Linked DNA regions of Mus musculus: region 2 is linked to region 1. A link is a loop called in an ENCODE intact Hi-C map of the cell type or tissue named here. Cell type or tissue: heart. All regions are shown on one strand.

Region 1 (8,000 bases):
AGCCTTACCCACCGCGATCGGCCAGAAAGCTTTCTTGACTCTCCAGGGCTCACCGGGGCTCAAGATTGTTCACTTACAGAAATTTTAGATTTTGTAATCATACATCAAGCATCCCGGCCTGAAGAGGCTCACATTTAGGTTCAAGAGAGACTGAGTGAACTAATGTCCTTCCTAACATCATTCACACCGTACTGACAAACCCTGGTGGAAGATCTGTGCCTGAGTCTGCACAGGGCTTGCACTTGGCTGGGTATGGCAGGCCTGCCTGCTGTTTTCTTTGGAGCAGGAACTAATCTCTGCCCTTCCAAGTGAGGAGATGAAATTTTGGTGTAAGCCGGGCAGTGGTGGCGCATCATCTTTAACCCCAGCACTTGGGAGGCAGAGGCAGGCAGATTTCTGAGTTTGAGGCCAGCCTGGTCTACAGAGTGATTCCAGGACAGCCAGGGCTACACAGAGAAACCCTGTCTCAGAAAAGGAAAAAAAAAAAGTATTTGGTGTGCATCCAAACTGATGATGTAGACTGTGTCTTTTAACCCTGGAATGAACTCACCCTAAGAGGCACCTAGGAAGCAAGGCCATGTGCCAACACTTTCCACAGGCACGAAGGGTCCGGAACTGCTTGCTCTCTCCCTCTCCCCAGCCATTCAGAAGTTCTCTATAATCACCAGAAATTAGAATCACAGACGTGTGAGACCAGAGGGGACGCCACAGCCGGCTCCCATCAATTGTTGAACTTCTCGCTAGCATCCTCATTCCCTTGACCTGTTTGAATTCCTTCAGTGTCCAGAGCTTGTCTCTAAGCAAGACCCTTCCCAAAGCTCGACTCTGAACGCCTCTAATCATGCTGGTGGACAGAGCAAATCTTCCTTTGCCCCTGATCATAAACAGACAGCTACAAGGCGCCTCTCCGGTATACACTGGAGACACAAAAGAAGTCACACCCTGCCAGGGACCCCGAAGAGTCAGCAGTGAGATAAAAGAATTCTCTGCCCATTCAGAGGATTCCCCTACTCCTCAGAGATGCCCCCAAAGTGGCAGGTAATGTCAGAAACGCCTCTGAAATGTCCAGATCTCTCAGGGTGTAGGACAAGGTCCTACCAAGACAAAGCACCACTCAGGAAGAATCCTCAAACTGTCTGCAGCCTCCCTCACTCCCACAGCAGGCCCCTCCCCCAGACGAACCCAGACAAGCCTGAAGGCTGAGGGAGGTCTGACTTGGAACCCCACCCCACCCCCACTCCCCCACCCCCAGTCCATCACTAGGGCTGGACTCCACAGTCTGCACTCAGCTCCCACTTTCTCAAAGCTATAGGAGGCTCCGCGCAGTCCCAGGCCGCTGGAGGGGGTGGACAGCTGGGCTGGGTGATGGGTGGTTTTAATATTTAAACACAGCTTCCTGCTGTACAGCCACAGGCGAAGGCAGCTGTGTTCTTTTTCTTCTCCTTCTCTGCTTCCTTCCTTCTTCTTCTTCTTCTTCTTCTTTTTTTTTTCTTTTTTTTAATCTTTAATGTCTCCCGCCAGGCGCTGGTGGGGAGGCGTCAGTCCTGCACCATATATCAAAGGATTGCCACAGCTGGAGGGATATTTGGAGCATTCCCAGACAATCCATTGTGTATAAATATATAGATATATATATATAGGTTTCATTATCCCCTTCAGGGCTGCCAGAGAATATATTCTTTTAATATGTATAATATATTTGAGCTGCTATGCGACTCAAGGGAGGAGGGAAGGGCTGCCATTGACATTTCCCAGGCATTTCCAGGGAGAGAGAGAGAGAGAGAGAGAGAGAGAGAGAGAGAGAGAGAGAGAGAGCTGACTTTGGGAAGGGGATCTCAGAATCATGTTGTAGGGTTTTAAATGTAACCCCAGCCTCGTGCCCAGGCCCCACTTGGGTGTTTTCTTGGTCCTCTAAAGAGATGTGTGTGATCTTTTTGAGTAGCTGTGGTTTCCTGCTATTCAGAGGTGATCTGCTGTACGGTAGATTTGAGCAGCATCTTCTGTGACCATCACAGTGAATACCAGTGGAAGTTTAAGGGCATGTGCTTGCTACCTGACCTTGGGCGGGCTGCACATACCGTACCCTCTGAAGCCCAGTGCTCCATCTATAGGTGGAGCCAGCAGGATGAGTAGTGAGCTCAGATAGGGACAGCCCCAGAGTGGAAGGAGATGGCTCAGCCAGGTTCGCTTGCACTAAAGGAGATGGGACCTGAAGGAGGAGTCCCACAAAGCTCGAAGAAAGAGAATGTCCCACAGGCCTCTCCAGCCTGCCCAGGCAAAGGGTGTCTAGGCCATGTGAAACCCATGCAGGCTAGGTCACTGGCTACAGACTTCCCGTGGCCGCTTTCCTAGGTGCACAAGAATCATGTTGTTCTCTGTGTGGAGGATAATTTAGAAATGAGGTCAAAAGATAAAGATGCTTCGTTGTACTGGCATTCCCCGCCACTGCCTCAGCCCTCACCTGGGTCTGGAAGAGGAGGTCAAAGGTCACCAGAGTGCTCTGGTGCAGGGGTTTTCCAAGAGTTGGTGCAGCTGAGAAGTTCTCAGCCTCATCTGGACTCAAGGATGAGGTCTGCCATGCAACCAGTGTGATCTGAGGCCAGGCTGAGATCTGGAGCCCAATACTTGCCTGTAGAACTTCAACTCACTCACCCACTCACGACTCCCATCTCCCACACTGACCCCCACCCCAGAGCAGGGCAAAGGAGGAGGGGTGGAGTCCAAGATTCTGTTCTGGTTTGCCTTCTGCCTACAGTTCATGCAAGCCTCCCCCATCCCCCACCACACACACACACACACACACCTTGGTCAAAGGTGCCTCTGTCCACCAGCCAGCACCCTTGCCTGTCTCCTCCCTCTCAACCCTGCTGTAACGTCCACCCATAGACCCCCTGAATTATGCCATCAGTTTCCTAGGGACTTCGGGCTCCCAACAGATCCCACCCAGCACCACAGACGCTTTCAGGAGAACGACTCTGATCTTTCCTTTTCTGTGTCGCTCCTGCTTGCCTGGCCTCGATGTGGCTAGGCCGCATCTCCCAGCTCATGGCTTAAACGCTGCATCGTTAGCCTTTCTCCACTTAATCAATCAATGAATCAGCTGGTTTTTAAAAAGAAATTTATTCTTTTAAAAAAATGATTATACATACATATTCAAGTACACTGTTGCAGTCCTCAGACACCAGAAGAAGGCATCAGATCCCATTACAGATGGTTGTGAGTCACCATGTGGTTGCTGGAAATTGAACTCAGAACCTCTAGAAGAGCAGTCGGTGCTCTTAACTGCTGAGCCACCTCTCCAGTCCCCCAATCGATTAATTTTTAAGACAGGATGTTTTTTATGTAACCGAGGCTAGCCTCAAACTTGCTATTTTTCAGTCTTAGCCTCTCACAAACTAGGATTGCAGATGTGCATGGCCTTGCCTAGTTCCCATTGTGGCTTCTATCATTACTATCTGTAACTGGTGCTCACTAGTTAGACCATCTCTCCCACCCCTGGAAAGGCAGACCCTGAGACAAAGCCTGGCTTCCCTGTTTCCTGCCTTGTGCCTAGCAAGCAGCAGAAGGCCTGGCCCACAGTGGGGGCTGGAAGAGTAGGGGGAGAGCACCTGATTGCACAGCACATCCTGAGAGATCCAACCTTGGACTCAGATGGCTGTCTCACTGTCCAGATACACAAAATCTGGGAATGGGCAAGACCTCTGGCTGTGCCCAGCCACCTCTGAAGTCTCGGGGTTGAGAAAGGATGTTAGAGAGGCAGGAAGGGAGCAGGAGGTATCTGTTTCCCAAGATGCCTGTGTTACAGAACATGGAGAGGAGGGGGCATGAACGGTGGCTCACACACTTCCTTAGCAGCTTCAGATCTCTGAAGGGAGAGGGGTCATTAAATCCAAGCCCTTGCTTATGAGTGGCTCTAGGCAGCCCAGTTAGGGAAAAGCACTCCCTACTTTCTCCACGTGTGCACCCATGAAGTCTAAAGAGAGGTTTTGTGTTATGGAACTGGGATTTAAAAGATTAAGTAGTCTCCTTCCACAATCTCACTTTATTTTTCAGAGCAGAGGGGATGCGATAGCCTCAGCCGGTCTGAGCGTGGTCTCTCCGCGGAGCGTTGGCGCCCCCTGGTGGAGAGCGGTGAACACGCAGCCAGACTCTTCACCTGCCTGAGACCCGACTTGACAGGGGGCGCAAGTTCTAATCACTGTCCGGAAAGTCCTTTGCGGAGAAATTCACAGACAGGTAAACACCCACCGCCCCAAAGGTGCAGACCACTCAAGTATAGGGGAGCTGCCACGATGCCAGCTCCCCTATACTTGAGCAGATGGCATTTACAAAGTAAAATGCTACTGTTGGTAGAAATGCAGATAGGGCTTTGTGTACCTAGTTCCCCTGGGGTAGGAGGATGTAGATGGGGCCAGGCTTCCCCAGGGACAAGCAAGGAGGCAGGGGCACCACCCATCTCAGCATCTCACCAGCCCTCACTCAGGCTGTGGTTTCAGGCCTCTTCTGGGTGCTCTCCCGCCCTCGGGGACTTTGGCCTGTAGGGGAGAAAGAAGAATACCAGGATCCAGTGTCCTGGTGCAAGCCCTTAGATTTGACATTAGGGTTGCTAGCTTTTCACGGTATAGACAGTGCCTTGTGCTTGCTGAGCAGTTCTTATGGGCAGAGCAGGTCCAGCCCTAGCCCTGACCTCCATGGAATTATGGTCAAAAGGAGAAAGAAACTAAAAGCTGGCTAGCTAAAATGTAATTTCTGCAACTCCTATAGGCAGAGGCAGGGGAATCCCTGGAGCAAGCTGGCTAAGTTGACTAGGTGGAATTAGCAAGCTCTGGGCTCAGCTAGAGAGTCTGCCTCAATAAATAGAGAAGAGACTAAGGAAGGAAGAAGACACCTGATGTCAACTTCGAGCTTACACACACACACACACACACACACACACACACACACACACACGTGCACGGGGCAGGGGAATAAGCAATTACACAGATAAAGCAAGGCTAGTCAATAACCCATCAATTGCTACTAACATGGGAAAGGAATAAAACCACATACCCCTATGCGGGTGGCACCAGTATGCCTTGTCCCAGAATCTCACGTTGAATTTAATCCTCATGGTACTCCATTAAGAGGTGGGACCATCACAAGGTGGCTGGGGCTCCACCCCCACTGTGTAGATAGACTTATTTGTGAGATTGGAGTTTGAAGGAATTAATAGTTTCTCAGAAGAGTGGGCTTGCTGTAAGAACCAGTGTGGCCGATTCTGCCACCTGCTTCCTGTATCTTACCTGTGCCACACCAGAACTCTGTCAACAAAGCCATCTGCAGAGCTATTCTTTGCTCCTTGGGCCAGAGCCATGAGCTAGGACAAACCTTTCTGTCATAGCTCATTACCTGCAAGTGTTGGGGTGGGGGGGAGAGGAAGAGAGAGGAGGAGAGGGAGAGAGAGTATGTGCTAATGTTTTCATTTGTGAGTTTATGTGTCTTAGTTAGGGGTCTATTGCTGTGATAAAACACCATGACCAAAAAGCAGCTTGGGGAGGAAAGGGTTTATTTCAGCTTACAACTCCAAGGGAAGTCAGGGTAGGACCCTGGAGGCAGGGCTGATGCAGAGGCAATGGGGAATATTTTTTACTGGCTTGCTCACCCATGGCTTGCTCAGCCTGCTTTCTTATAGCACCCAGAACCACCTCCCAAGGGTGACATTGCCCCCGTGAGCTGGGCCCTCAGGACTAAGGATTCATCAATCAAGAAAAAACATCACAAAAAAAAAAAAAAAGAAAAAAAGAAAGAAAATACATCACAGACCTGCCCAGGGGCCTGTCAAGTGGGGTTATTTTCTCAGTTGAAGTTCCCTCTTCCAAAGAGAAGCTAGCTTGTGTCAAGTTGACTTAAAAGTAGCCAGTACAACATGAGGGAGTGCACTGCCATTCCCACAAGCTCCTGGGACTCACTGAGAGACCCTGCCTCAGTGAAGAAGGTAAAAGAGCAATGGGAGATAATTCACAAAATCAACCAACCTCAGGCTTCCACATCAGCGGTTCTCCGCCTTCCTAATGCCAGGGCATTTAATACAGTCCCTCATGCTGTGGCGAACCCCACCCCACCCCCACCCCCACCCCCACCCCCCACCCCCTCCAACCATAAAGCTATTTTGTTGTTACTTCATAAGTATAATTTTGCAACTGTTGCGAATCACAATGTAAATATCTGATATTTGATCCCAAAGGGGTCAAGACCCACAGGCAGAGAGCCACTGTTGCACATGCATGCCCACCTAGAGGGAGAGGGAGTTGAGAGTCTCATGAGCCCAGGTTGCAGCTGAAGTTGACTGTGAACTCCCCATACCCCTGTTTCTGCTTCCTGGTGGCTGGGATTGCTGGTGAGCACCACTGCATGCTACTGCTTTGGGTTTCTCTAGTCTATTCCTCTCCTGTGGGGTGGGGGGGTGGGGGGGTGGGGGGTCGGGGGTGGGTTGCTAGGGATGGAACCCAGAACCTCACACACCAGGCAATCCCTTTGCCTCTGCTCTGAGCAGGATGCCTGTCCATTCCATGTCTACCCCTCTGCCAGCACAGCACTGACTAGGTTTCCATAGCTATCAATTCAAGTTATTCCCCCACTTTGTTCTCCTGGGCTTTATGATCTGGGGGCTTGTGCCTTTCTACATAGACATTAAAATAGGTTGGTTGGTTTGTTTTTTATGCCTATGGAAAGCTTTTCTGGGATTTTTATGGGAATTGCACTAAAAATGTAGATCATCTGGGGAGAACTGCCATTTTCCTATGTTAATTCGGATCCAGGAGCACAGTCAGCCACTTAAAACCTCTCTGATTCTGCCCTTCAGTATTTTGTAATTTTCTAAGTACACTCTCTGCAGGTGTGTGAGTCTCTCTCTCTTTGGAAACATTGTGTATGGTATTGTTTTCATTCGAGGCTCCATATGGTCGCTTTGTTAGAAACAAATCAAAGTTCCTGAGTCTTAAGAGATTGATTCCCAGGAGGTTCCATTTCCCTAGAAAATGGGCGGCTGTGGCAGAGCATCTCCCTCCCTGCCGGAAAGAGAGACAGACACCTCTTCAAAATTGTAACTTTCCTTGAATCCATCCGAGAACTGAGGTCACATGGCCACCAGGCAGATCAGATTCTGAAGGGCGACCACCTGCTTGAAGAAACATTCAGGACCCACTGCAGGGTCCGTTGAAGCTGCTCTAGGAACAAGCCACCCTGTGGGAGCCTGAAATCTGTGGAGTAACTTGGTATACACCCTCCCACACACACATTCACACTCTTATACACACTCAACACACATATCTGCTTTCTCCATACATACTCATATATACATACACATATTTTGCCACATACATGTATATTCTTACATTTACATACATACACACGTCACATCACATCACATGAAATGACCTGAGACTTCCAGGGGTCACAACTAGACTAGTGGGTCTTCCAAGGCTCAACACAGTGACTGAGGCAGACAGCATCTCATATGCTGCTCCCACTTAACACTGCAGCTGGAGAGACTCAAAACTCAGCCCGCCTGCCCTGGGCTCGCCCTGGGTGGGGATGGGGCATGACAGAGTACAGGCAGTTTCAGACAACTCTTATCTCAGGACATCCTGCCCAGTAGACATTCTTGTCATTCTTGACAAGTACAGCAGGAAAAACATGAGATTGGCTTCATCCAAGGCCACCCAGGGAGCCCTTCTCCCATAAATGCCTTGAACCCAGTTGCTTTCCAGAATCGTCTATTCTATAGCTCAAAAGCAAGACATTCTTGGAAGGAGGACAAGAATGCCTTAGGCCCCGCAACTTCTGGAGAAATGCAGACACAAGCGTGGTGTGGTCTTGGAGGGAGGAAGGAGGTCTTATTCCATGGAAGGGACCCGCTACTGAAGAAGCATTTGTCTTGCAGGGTATCAGGTCGCTGAATCACCCATGTGACAATGTTGCAAAGTGGGGCCTTTGGAAGGTGACCAAAGTCTTCATGTAAC
Region 2 (8,000 bases), 380 kb before region 1:
CCGGTCTTCTCAGGGGGTCTTAGGGAGATTCTAGAGATGATCTCGATCTACACGAACGAACGGCTTTAGGTTCTCGGTCTTCCTCCCTGCCCCTCCCTCCCTCCCTCCAAAAAGGAGAGGAAATCAAGGTATTAATCATATTATTCATCCAACCAAAGCTCCCTCAGAATTACTCTCTATGTAATTTGTATTTATGGATAGAAGCATCTATGCCTTGGAAGCAGAGACCTCTGAATTCATAACTGTCAGAATCACAAACCATGGGCAAGGAATTAATGGCAGTAATTCTTTTTTTTTTTTTTTCTAAGTAGAGACCTAGATAGAATTGAATTACCAAGCATGTTCCAGCCCTCTTGCTGCTTTAGCAGTGTGCAGTCACCAGGTTGGGAACTGTTTCTGCAGGTTTTACAGACACTTGGAAGCAGATGTGGCGATTTTCTCCGGAGTCGGTTCTGTAAAGATGTCCTGCCAAAACTGACCAGCTCCTTAATCACCCAGGCCCCCATCAGTGCCAGGGCTGGACCAGTTTATTCTCATACACTGGCCTTCAAGCTACAGCTGGCTGTCTTGCAGGGCCTGGGCCCCCTCTGTGAAAATCTGGACTTGGGTAGGTACCACGTGGTCTCCCAGCCCCAGAACTTGCACGTGACTCGATGCCCCTTCTTTGCATCCTCTGACTGGAGCTTGTGTCCCTCACCTCCCTTCTTGGACACCTACCTCCCTCATTCTGCCCTAGCCCCCTACCTGGCCTTTTACTTTATAGAGTATTCCTGGTTTGCTGGAAAGTATAAAGAATTTTAAGGGCCTTGCATGGCTAATCTTAGGTCCCTAGACAGTGATTGGTTATTGCTTGTCCCAAATGCAGTCTGAGAGCCTGAGGCTTGTTTTGTTTTTCTACCCTGCAGGTGAGGGTGACCTGAATAAAGTGGCTGATGCCTGCGTGATTTACCTCAGTACCAAACAGCCCGTGAAATTACAAGAGGCTGCCAGGAGGTAAGTCTGCTTCATCACCTGCATCTCTTTACGTCTGTTCTAAATTATAGATGATTTGCTAATAGTGGGCAGAGTTGAGGCAATTTCTGCTCCCTTTTCTCTCTCCTTGCCAGGTTAAGATGATTTCTTTAGCTGTGCCAACTCCAAGGATGGTATTTTGACTAGGTGCTTTCTCTTTGCAGGAGACCTTTTTCTGTGCTGCAATGTCAGCAACAATTCTAGAGGGACACAAAGCAGAAAGGTTGGGTGCTGGAGGGAACCCAAACCCTCCTGCCTGGAGGGCTTCCAACTCTCTACTCTGTACCTTGTGATCAGTGACCCAACACCTTACTACGTCTCTGCTCCCTCATAGCAAAGCCGAAGGAAAGCGCTAGGTGTGCTGTGACTATCTCTACACAAAGTCTTATATGGTAGAAGACTGTGCAAAACTGGGTGTGGTGCAGGCAGATGCATGCCTGTGTCCGGACCCTATACCACTCAGCTGCTTCTGGCAATAAGCTGACCCGAAGAACAACTTTCGAGACCTTTGGAATCCAAAATTACATGAACCTAATTTCCCAGCGTTTGGGCTATGCCTGTTAGAGAATAGCAGTACCTCTGATGCAGGCTATTTTGGTTCCTCAAGGTCTAAGTGATTTTTTGTACAAGTCAAAACTAAGCACAACAGTGTCCTCACCTTGAGACCCAGAGTGCGTCCTGGCCTCCTCTGCCCAGCCCTCCTGCCTACTGGGAACAGGCTGTGCTGTGCAGCGACCTGCCTCTGGACATCTGCTGCCAGGGCCGCCTGGGCTGCCAGCTTCCTCTGGGCAGAGCCCCTTCTCCCCAGGTAACTGGAGTTAGTGCTGATCATCCTTGCTGGGGTGGGAGTCAGATGACTCCTCCAGTCCACTCAAGGAGCTGGGAATGCCGCTCTGACTGTGGAATAGGAGAGTGGCCTGCTCCCTTATAAACCTTGCACTCCCTACAAGTGAGGGGAATATCTTTTGGAATTGATTTATTGTCTTTGCAATTCTTTGCTTCTGATTTCCTTGGTAGCTTTATTTCCTTCTGTCCCTTTCCTGTCGAATCTCTTATACCCAGAATCAATCATGGTTTCTGGAGCTAAGGGAGCTCCGTATCCACCGGCACCCCTGTTTCTTAAAGAGCCGGCATGAGGTGAGAGTGCTCATCCCGGGGCCCAGCCAAAGCTGCTGCACTGTGACGTAAGGTGGTGCCTTTGTCTTATAAAAATCTGATGTTTTTTTTAAGCCAGACAGTGGCGTACACCTTTAATCCCAGCACTTGGGAGGCAGAGGCAGGCAGATTTCTGAGTTTGAGGACAGCCTGGTCTACAGAGTGAGTTCCAGGACAGCCAGGGCTACACAGAGAAACCCTGTCTCGAAAAAACAAAAAAAACAAAACAAAAAAAATCTGATGTTTATGCTTCCCATCCCGGTCTGCTTTTCCTACATTCACTGCATCCCATCTTTCACGTTTAGAGCCGTCAAATAAGGTGATATTCATAATACATTTATCTCTTCACTTCTCATTCTTTTTTGCCACTGAAAGCAATTAAACCCGGAATCAGACCTTGCTGAATCTTAAGCTGGTGCTCGAGGTGCCTGGAGGAGGGGGATGCAGCTAGACCACTTGGCTGCAGCTGCCTCTGCTTGCTTCCGCACCTTCTCTTGCAGCAGAGGTTGGGTTGAGTCAGATGGCCGTCTCTGCCTCCTGGGAGGGAGAGGAAGTACAAGGCTGATTGCTTCACCCACAGCTCATCTGCAGACTTCTGCTGAAGGGGGTGAGGGAGGGGAGAATTAGTGCCGTGCTTGATCAGGAGCTGATTTGGCATCGTGACTCAAAATTAATGAGCTTTCTAAATAGGAGGAGCCACCCAAGGCAGTAGACAGGCCTGGTGTCCTCAGCCACACACCATTGGAGAGAGTGGCCAGGTGGGGCTGACTGTACTGAAGCAGTCATGGTGGTCCTGAGGAGAGAGTAAGATGGAGGCCCTATCCTCAGCTGGTTCATCCTTGTTCTCTTTCCTTAATCCCTGTGTCCCTTCCTAAGATAACGCCTGTCTGCCCACTTGGAAAACTCACTGTTCCTCTCCTACTCAAGTTCCAATGTAGTCAGGGCACCGTAACCCATGACCTGAGCCACCACAGGAGCCTCTTCCTCTGCCCCTCAGTGTTCACCACATAATAGTCAGAGTAACACAACACACACTGTCATGGGAGAAGGAAAAACTGCTGTGTTTAAGGAGCTTGTAGCAGGTTTTATAAAAAGACAGACCTCAGTTTCGACTCCAGAAGTAACAGGGTAAGTCAGAACGGCCCCACCCTGCTCCTCTGTCTGCCAGAGAGCTAGTGAGGGTGCTTGGAAGGCCAGGGACTGCTCTGAGTGCCCTGCCTTCTACAGGGCGGCAAGCAGCATGCCTGGGAGTAGGTGTTTCTGTGGGTCTCAGAGCCATCGTGGAGTGGAGTACCAAGGTGGCAACTGATGAAGAGTTCTTTCATCCACATCACAGCTGGGTTTTCCTTCCTTCCTCTTGTTTGCTTTCCCTGGCTTCAAAGAATGACCAAGCCTCTGTTTGCTATTTTAATTTGTCATATTAAATATAGCCTTCGTGGCAGGCTTTTACATCTAGGTTGTAAACTCTGGAAATGGAAATTGATCAGGGGATGGTTGATATAACCAAGGCTGTAAATGCTAAGAGTGGAGATGCCATTCCAGTTTAATGCTTTTATCTGGCAAATGTGCCTTGTAAGGAGGGGCATAAATCTTTTGACTTGGGGGAGTGGTGGGGGCAGGAAATAGCCTTGCTGCTTATTACCACCAGGTGTCACTGTTAACTGTGATGGGGGTGGGGAGCTCCTTCAGGTCCCATGCAGTTAAGTAACTTTAATGGATGACAGATAAGTAAATCATATTTAAGGGCATGGGAAGAGTAGCCAACAAACCAGGAAAGGTCAGTGTCAGTAAGAGGAAGCCCTGGGTTAGCCCGGCCCCACCTACGCAGAAGCAGAAGCAAACTTAACTGATTTACCTTCCCAGGCAGCCCAGAAGCCTCCAGGATGTCTCCCAGCATGCAGTTCTGTGCCCTTTTGACCACTGGAACTTTGCAATTTCATACTGAAAAGAATTCCAGAGGAAAGCAACCCCCTGCCCTCCGCTCACCACCCCATCCCAATTTCAGTTTTCCTTTGAGTCCGTGTACTCAGTGTGCCAATCTCCTCCTAGCCTCTGAGGCTCTCTGTCCTGCAATGAGGTCTTATATCATATGCACCTTCACTCTGGACCAAAAGCAAATAAAACTAGGCAATATCTTCTGGTAAAAACATGAAGCCTGTGCCCAGTGAGTTTCATGACAGGCAGAGCTCCCAGGCTGCTTGGTCTCTGCCAACCCCAGACCCTAGTTAGGGATGCTGGCATACCTTTCACAGTGCTAGTGTTGATGCTGTTATTCCCTAGTCCTGGGTGGGAGGTGGAAGGGCAGTATGGTGTTCATTCCTCCTTCACCACTTGATGGTGATGCCCCCTCACAGGGTCTTTGTACAGATGAGTTCTTTTTATGTAGTCAGAAAGTCAACTCTGAAAATTGTGCAATGATCTCTGCATGCCAAGGACTGTCTGGGTACTGAAAAAGGAGGAAAGAAGACAGGAGGCCTCTGCCCTCATGTTACATGTGTATATACACTGACCAAATGTATGTGTGCTGGGCATGTCACGTGCATACATCTGGATGCATCCTTCCTTCTAAATCTACTTGTCACTAACATCTGAAGTGAGCTTTCTTCTCAGAGGAGTCTTTTTTATGTTAATTGGGGCACCTCACCCCTCCTGCATTTGTGGAGGAAGTCAGGAGCAGGTTCATTTATCAACTGACTTCCCTGTTCAGTTTCTAGCAGTAGGATCCCAGCCCATCAAAGAACCAGCCGGTGCCTTCAAACCCTGGACAATGCAGACTAGCATAGGCTCCTCATTTCATCCCTGCCAGAGCCCGACTCCTCTCTACGCCACACACAGACCTGTCTGTTTGAACAGATCAGGAGCCACAGGGGTGAACCACTAGTTAGGCTAGCTCAAAATGAATACCTGGTCTCCTGAATGGGGATGAGGGGCAGCTCATTTGAAGCCTGCCTACAAAGCCGTTTCCCCTGGACTGCACCGGCATGGAAATGAGGGCACTCCTCATATTTTTCCTTTTGACATTTGATTAATAGTTGACAAATCCAGACCCAAGTAGTTAGCTTTCCTATTATCCATCTTTGACAGCCACTGCTGCTTTTCTTTTCAAGGCCCATTGTTCTAAAAATACACTCAGATCTGAAGCTGTTCTCTGTGCACACAGAGGCGTGATTTTATGGTGTCAGAGATAAGAGACATCTGCCATGCAGATTACAAACAAAGCAGGTTACTGGTTTTCTGAAATGAAGGCAGGGATATCGCACTACTGAAACCATGTGTTGCCTGTACTTCCCTGATGCTGTGGTATGTCATGAGATTGCTAACCTGCTTGTTTGCCATTATGTGTGATGCTTGCCTGTATATGTGCATGCAGTGGCCAAGTACCAAGATCACAGGCATGTGCCATCATACCCCACAGAAATACATTTCTAAGAGTTGTTATGTTGCCCATCAATGGGAGCTGCTGGCCTAGTGCCAAAGCATGGGTCATAGAAAAAAAATAATTTGAGTAGGAGAGGGCAAGTCACATAGATTATCACAAAAAATATCATCTTTCTGGTAGGGGCAGGAAATACTGCACGTGGCCTCTGAATATGCCAGCAAGTGCTCAGATCAGCTTTGAAGCCAGTGGACAGCAGCACTGTCATGGGACCTTAGCCTGGAGATGGAAGAGCCAGCCAGATGGAAGGGGCTGCATTTAAAACCCACCCAGTAGGACTTAAACCCTGCCTGGTTCTGACTTCCTTTTGAATTGTCTCTAACAGATTGGACCTCTCCATGTCAGACCCTTTTAAATATGCATGAAGTATTCTACTGCATTTGTGATACTTTAGGGGTATGATTAGCATCATACGCTGCTACTAGTGTTTATGGTTTTAAATCCTGTCCTCACTGCATTTAAATATTTTTAATAGGAGTCTCTGAGTGTGCGTGTTGGAGGTCGATCTATGGATGAATGGTTTTGAACAGGTAAATATAGTTAGGTCTAACAAGTAAGTGTAGCTGCAAAGGTAATTGGTAGCATGTATTTGGAGAGTAAATTGTTGCTTCCAGTCATAATCCCCCCATCCCCAGCATTTAGAAACAAAAAAACAGCTCTGGTGCAGAGGAATATAGCAAAATTGAATAGCAGGAAAGGACAGGCTTGAAATACTGGTTAACCAATGAACCAAGACCCATTAGAGTAAATTACTGAGTATGGGAACATAGCCCCATTGCTGGCTGGCTGGGACAATTCGATGCCCTGGCATCCATTTGTTTAAAAGGCAGCGCTCAGCCTCATTTGCAGTATTGGCATGCTCAGAGTAATGGAAGAAGAGATGGCCAGAGAAAGAGGAGTATGGAGGCTGTTCTGCCAGAGAGGGAACAGCGGCCTGCTTTCCAGTAAGTAGGTTTGCTTTTTGGTAACCTTTGTGCAGGCCCATGTGGAAAGAGTATGTAACATGCTACTAAGGAGATATCCCAAAGCTACTTCCTTAGACATCTCAAATAAACAAACAGATCACAGAGCCACACGTTCTTTACCTCTGACATTTGCCCTGACAACTCCTGAGAGCATTTTATAGATCCAGAAAAAGAAAGGGAACATCAGATCCTTCAAACAATTAATTGACAAGAGAAAGAATAGCCTGTCACTAGGAGAGCTGGGAGCCCTGCACCTCAGCTACAGTTTAGTTAGCTATGCTGGACCCTGATTGGCTGACTGATTTCTGGAGTCTAGTTTAAGCAGATGTTGTCTAGACAGATGCTGGAGGCATGCTCTATTGCTGTGACCAGGTACTTCTTTTAGGTTTTGCTACTGTGGATGGGGCTAGATAATCCAGTGCCTGTGCTGTAGATCTGTGGTGGCCTGTAGAAGCCAGGCAGCATGTTACAACTGTCCATCTGCCCCTGGAGTCATTATTGGCCATGTGTTCTCCTTAGGAACCTGTCCCTGGCTGCATCCACAGAGGGCCTCTGGGATGGCCTAGCCATACTCCACCTTACCCAGCAGATGAGACCCTGAAACCACAGCCTTCCTCTGCCACCTTTGCAGCATCCCAGAGACCTAGCACAGTATCTGGGCTGATAGGATACTTGCAAATGTCTCAGCCACAAAGATAAGGCCCTGCCATTCACACACTTCCTGCCTCCCTAGGCCACCATACCCCGGGTGGCTCACTGGAGAACCACAGTGCTGATCCTGAAGGGATGCTTTTCTTCTGTTGGTTTGGCCTCTGGAGTTTATTAGGTACTTACTGATACCGTCAACTGTAGATAGGGCTGAAGTGCAGGGAAATGGCTGCCTGCATGAAGTAAAATTCAATAAAACCGCATTTTAAGTGAAAAATCAGTATAAACACCAGGCTTCTTTGCCATGGAAACAGAGGTTGCTTAGAAACTGCCTAACGGCGAGTTCTAAATTTTTTAAAGTCAAGTTATCATTTAAGCTACACAGCCCTACAGGTTATTGAGAGATAATCACCTGCCTCGGGACATGTGGAGGCATGAGGCACAGCTGAGTGCCTCCTGCGCTCTGAGGACCAGGTAATCTCTTGATAACTGTGCTCCCTGGAGCCACCAATTTGGGCCTGAGGGAAGGAGAAAGGAGTTTCATTTAGGAGTTAAATAGTGTATGTATATTTTTCAGAAATTGTTTCTCTATGGGTTTGAAAAAATGGTGAAACTGGCCATTTGGCGTGTTCAACACCGTCCTTCGCTGCCATGTCTGAAGATAGACTGGGGACTCAGTCCAAGCAGTTGCCTTGGTCACTCAAAGCAGAGGGCTTGCCTTTGTCTTCTGGCTTGACTTTGTAGAAAGACTGGGTGGGAAGTGGCCCCAGAGCTGGGGGTCAAAG

What was found. Hi-C counts contacts between places; a loop is a spot of excess contacts. Peaks named below come from ENCODE experiments on the same cell type or tissue, not always from the same donor. Only the 100,000 strongest peaks of a DNase experiment are listed, where the experiment ranks them.
Region 2: a loop joins it to region 1, with 4 times the contacts of the local background. A loop is called at or near these places in 9 of 42 quality-filtered maps.

The regions. Positions count from the first base shown.
Region 1 is chr2:157,601,336-157,609,335 of GRCm38, reverse strand. No RefSeq gene overlaps it. Among named protein-coding and RNA genes, the nearest start is that of Platr27, 8.0 kb to the right of the region's middle. In heart, a CTCF peak has its summit at 4,124 (motif pointing left); a DNase peak (open chromatin) is centred at 7,555; H3K27ac peaks cover 517 bases; H3K27me3 peaks cover 3,075 bases.
Region 2 is chr2:157,985,961-157,993,960 of GRCm38, reverse strand. It overlaps Tti1 (TELO2 interacting protein 1), which reads left to right. Exons shown (of 8, transcript NM_029282.2): 6 at 403-607; 7 at 906-993. Gm34402 (a long non-coding RNA gene) reads left to right here and starts at 1,004. Exons shown (of 2, transcript XR_375175.1): 1 at 1,004-1,819; 2 at 4,030-7,820. In heart, a CTCF peak has its summit at 3,806 (motif pointing right); no DNase peak of the experiment used is centred here; H3K27ac peaks cover 425 bases.